Linked DNA regions of Mus musculus: region 2 is linked to region 1. The links are chromatin loops, found by intact Hi-C in ENCODE. Cell type or tissue: heart. All regions are shown on one strand.

Region 1 (2,500 bases):
ACAAGGTCCTGCCTTCTAAAGGCACCACCACTTCCTGGTAATGACACAGGCTGGTGACTGAGCCTTTCAACATGTGAGCCCTTGGGGACATTTAACGTACAGTCAGAGGACAGACTGCTGTCTCCTCTCTCTCTGCAACTTCTTTTATCTTAAGTGAACTGAGGAGAAGAGAAACCCAGAGGGCTTGTCAGTGAATGAGCACTTCATGATTGTGTGGTTAAAGGGTGCTGAAAAGGGAGCCATGTTCCCGGCCTGGAAGAGTTAAACAAGCCGAGGGGGTTCAGGGCTGAAGGGGGTGCTGAGGCTGAGGCTGAGGGTCTCAGGTAGGTTGGATTTTCTATTTAGCCAAACAGTCAGGAAAATATTTTCCTAAGCCACATGCAGTGGCTGTAATCCCAGCACTGAGCTAGGATGCTTACTAAGCATTGAGAGGCTGAGGCAGGAGAATTCCTAGTTTGAGGTCAACCTGTGCTACAAAGGAAGTTTGAGGCCGTGATGAGCTACACATTGAGTCCCTGTATTAATAAAAGAGCAAATTTAAACCTATTTCACCTACTTTTATATTGTAATAATTGTGATTTTTAAGTATACACTGCTGTCCTGTAAACCAACATGATAACACTGTAATGGCAGGGAAGCCATTACAAACACACTGCTGTTTCCATTCCGGTCGGGGCAATTAAGGAGGGGCTTTTATCGCGACTTCAGTAACTGGGAGAATTTCATTCATAAGAAAATGTTTCAAAGATAAGGCAAGGGGCGGGTGAAGAAGAAAGCATCATGGGGGTTGGGGGAGGGGTCAGGAGGAAGACTCGTGCGGGTTTTATCTCTGACAGGATGGTGACTTTTGCTGTTTCCTGCCTTCAAGAGTGTTGTAGGATTTTTGTGTTTTCTAGAGACAGTTTCACTCTGTTGCGCATGCTGGCCTGGAACCTGCCCTCTAGCTCAAGCTGGCCTCAGACTCACAGTGCCCCAGCTGCTTCCCATATGAAATGCAAGGCTCTCCTGCGCTCTGCAGATGTCATAAGCCAATTAGGCAGGTGTGACAGATGCGGCCAGCTCGGAGGCGACTGAAATGTGATTCCCTGGCTAGGAGGGAGACTGGGTCCTGTTACTCCTCCTGAGAGATCCTCTCTTGGGCACTGCTTTTTAACCCTCAGACAGACTCTATCAGGAGCTGGGGCTGAGAGATTTCCTCAGCCCTTCAAACCGGGATGAGCAGGTGGCATCCTTCTGTAGGAGCGGGGAGAAGTGCCTGTACTCTCTTCTCGGGGTAGCTCAGGCTGCCTCCAGCAGCAAGGAAAACCCGGATCTAAGGGATGCTCTAGCGCTCCAGGCAGTTGCCAGTTTTTTAGCAGCCTCTAGCTCCACCTAAGGTTTGTCTCTGCTAATTGCCACCCTGTTTTAGTAAAATAAAAGTTGCGGGAGTGGAGGGGAGGGGCCGGTTTACTTGCTTTTTTTTTTTTTTTTTTTTTTTCTTCTGGAGTGTTCTTTTCACTCCAAATTTGTCTTTCCTCCATTTCAGTCATCGATTTCTATTGCCGAAAGCAAAACGACCAGGTTCTCAACGGAAGCACAGACGAGGGCCGCTTTTGAAGCGGTCTAAAAACAGGAGCATGGTTTTTGGGAAGAGCTAAAAGAGGGCCTAGAAGAAACGCCACGTTCTTGGTACAAAGAGGTAGTTTGTGGTAGGAAGCTTAACATTTAGAATTTCAAGGTGCACAGAAACATTGAAAGCGGTTATTCAAATGTAGCCTCACGAAGTTAGCTGAAGCTGGGCATAGTGGCTCATATAACCCTCAAATGGAAGAGGTGGAGGCAGGGGGATCAGGAGTTTAAGGTCATCCTCCACCAGGTACTTAGAAGACTACCTGAGCTCCATGAGACTAAGCTCGAGGTCCCGCCAACCCCCAACAGGAGAAGAAGTTAGGAGCACAAATTCAAGCCAATCAAAGAACTCTAAGCGTTTATGATTTCATGTTGAAAACTTAAAAAAGGCAAATTCATGATCAACACTCTTACCAAAGACTTAAAATGCCCACTATAGTGTTATTTATTGTGGTAAATTTTTTTGAGAAGCTTTATTGTCTGGTAACTAAATGATAAATTATGATACAATGAACTTGAATACTTGTAAATAGTTTTAAAACCATTTTGTGTGTGTGTACATGCATGTGTGTGCGCATACGTGCCCTAATCTATATATGTGCACCATAATCATGCAGGTGCCCTCAAAGTCCAGAGAAGGTGCTAGAGTCCCTGGAACAGATGGTTGTGAGCCATTCAATATTGGTGGTGGGACCAGAACCTAGGCCGTCTGCAAGAGCAGCAAGTGCTCTTAACGGCTGAGCCATCTCTCTAGCACCCCAAAAATAGATTTTTGAAAAATCCTTGCAGGACTGAAAAGGTTAAATGTTAAATAAAAGAATATTGATCTTGTCTAGCATATCTATGTACCTGATATATGTAGAAAATTAAGAGAATAGTAGATTTTCTGCCT
Region 2 (2,500 bases), 230 kb before region 1:
GTCGACCCGCCTGGTCTTATGCATTCCCAGGGAAGGCCTTTGACTCGAAACTGCTGAGTCTGAGGACGAAATGTGTTTGAAATGGCTGTGGCTTGCCTAGAAGACATCATCTCACAGCCTCCCTCTTTTCCCCTCCACCACCTTCTCCCCCGACTCCTCCTCTCTCTGCTTCTTGGTTGTAGGTTAAGGTGTGAGCCCTCAGCTTAGGTCTCCATGTCTATGGTCTGCTGCCACGTCTACCTGTCATGATGGACTTTCATCCTGTAAGCCCCAATAAATTCTTCCTTCTCTAGGTCACCTTGGTCATGGTGTTTTATCTCAGCAACAACAAAAAAGTAACGAACACAGCAACCTATGCTGAATGTGAAGTAGTGGGAATTCTCCTGCCTCAGCTTCCCAAGTGTTGGGAACATCCAGCAGCCATAGATTGCTTACCCCACTGAAGCCATATTGCATTTCAGAAAGCTCTTCCAAATCTGAGTTTGGAAAACACTGGTTCAGAAATATGTCCTGCCACTCTGAGTAATGGCACACCCCACTCACTCCACCCTCCCAGATACCTGATGTGCACAGACGCTCTCCCACCATCTGCCTAAGGAACTCTGACTCGGGCTATCCAAGCTTACTAACTGTCAGCTCTGCAATAAATATATACCATTACATCTCCATCAGAGGGAGCCCTGCCCACCCCATTCTTCTAAAGCCTCGTGTGGCTGGCTATAAACTATAGTATATAAAATATAAGTTCTGGAGAGCAGAAGCGCACTCAGAGAAGGCTCCTTGGGAAGCAGATGTCTGTGAACGTGGACATTACCGGTTTTTGCTTTGAGGAGATGTGGATAATTGTAGATAACGCCAAGAGGAAGCAAGCAGCAGCTGGGAAGCTGGGTGAGAAGAGAGCATCAGAATACTTGGACAACAGCGGCCAGTGCCCACCAGGTGGCGCCTCTGGCCTCTCTTAGGCAGAGCTTCTCAGTCCACGGCTTCAAATGGAAGAGGCAGCACAACCCATCTTCTAAACTGGTTTCTAAACCTCATATTTTTAATGATTTTTAAAACCCCTTGATTTATTTTAAATTCATGTCTTCCTAGTGATAAGGTCGAGTTTCTAAGACATGGCCGTAAGAATCACATTTTAGGTCTGCTTCTCTCTGTTGGCCACAGGGGGGAGCAAGAGCTCTTCCGTTCTGGCATGCGTGGTGAGAGGATCATTGGGGAGCCATGAGGCACACGTCCAGTCTCACAGTGACTATTGCAAATCACAGTTTATATATGGCAAAGGTTACGTTCCCCCACACCACCAAGACATAGCTTCAGCCTTTACTTGGACCTGAGGACTGCCTTGATGGTGCTGGTCTTTGAGTATCTGCTGCGAAATAGAAAATCCATTTTATCAGGAACCCAATCTGTGTGCTTCCTTTAGAGGAATGACTGAAACCAAAGCTAGAAAAAAAAAGAGAAAACTTCGAAATCATCAGCCGTTGTACAGCTGAAAAGGAATGAGTCACCTGTTGGAATAAAAAACCACGTGACTCATATTTGTCTTTCTGGTCATCTGGCCCAAGTGAGTTCGTGTAAACGGAGCTTGCCAGTTCACCACACTCAGAGACATCGCCCTGACCACTAATAATCAAAGCAGGATGCACATATCTTACACTCCTCTTTTGAGACAGGAACACCCTCCCCCACAAAGTGGTTTAGGCTGGTCTTGAAGTCAAAATCTCCCAGTTTCTTCCTGCATAGCTGAGATTACAGTACATGATGTCATCGCTAGCTCAACAAGGCTATTTAAGCATGTGGACCATCGGGTGACGGAGGAGATGTCCCCGTGTTTATTCAAGATGCACCCTGAGGTCTCCACTCTTCTCCTTTGTCCAAGGCTTGGATCAGAACATACCTCCTCCGAGAATTCAGGATTCCCACTGAGCTCGGTCAAAATGATCATTTCCCTTCCTACTCAGACCTTCCATACTTCCCTGGCTATGGCTACCCATAGCACCCCAAGGATCTGGTCACATAGATGTCCCTCCCTAAGGCCTCTCCTCGCTGATGAGTTGCGGAGCAACTCTGATGACTTCTGCTCCCAGCATTCGGCACCAACCCCCTCAATAAGTACAGCCATTGCTCTTGCTTTGTAGAGAAAACTGCTAAGACAGAGAGGCCAAGCAATAGGTCCAAGCCTCCAGCCGTGGCTCACAGAACCAGAATGCAAACCCAGGCCATCTTGCTGCAAAGGCGAACTGCGTAAACCACTGACTCAAGAAACAATAAACACTTGCTGACTTGGACCACTCGCTCAGGACTAGCGTTTGAACTGTTTTTCTGAAACGTTTTCCCCACCACCTTCCATACGAATCACGTGGGTTCCCTAAGCCCCCCAAACCTCCTCTAACCCACAGACAACAGGCTGAACGGTACACTTACTAGACCCAGATATGTTCATGTTTTTACACTCTTCGATGTTGGCCTCGCTGTTGAGATAGATTTTGATTTTCCCACT

The links. Hi-C counts contacts between places; a loop is a spot of excess contacts. Peaks named below come from ENCODE experiments on the same cell type or tissue, not always from the same donor. Only the 100,000 strongest peaks of a DNase experiment are listed, where the experiment ranks them.
Region 2: it touches region 1 in a loop (8-fold over the local background); 36 of 42 quality-filtered maps call a loop at or near these places.

The regions. Positions count from the first base shown.
Region 1 is chr3:145,949,050-145,951,549 of GRCm38, reverse strand. No RefSeq gene overlaps it. Among named protein-coding and RNA genes, the nearest start is that of 2410004B18Rik, 12 kb to the right of the region's middle. In heart, a CTCF peak has its summit at 1,372; a DNase peak (open chromatin) is centred at 1,289; H3K4me3 peaks cover 784 bases; H3K27ac peaks cover 1,179 bases.
Region 2 is chr3:146,176,535-146,179,034 of GRCm38, reverse strand. Mcoln2 (mucolipin 2) reads right to left here. Exons shown (of 14, transcript NM_026656.5): 7 at 2,425-2,500. Among named protein-coding and RNA genes, the nearest start is that of Mcoln2, 28 kb to the right of the region's middle. In heart, a CTCF peak has its summit at 1,016; a DNase peak (open chromatin) is centred at 1,214; H3K4me3 peaks cover 724 bases; H3K27ac peaks cover 564 bases.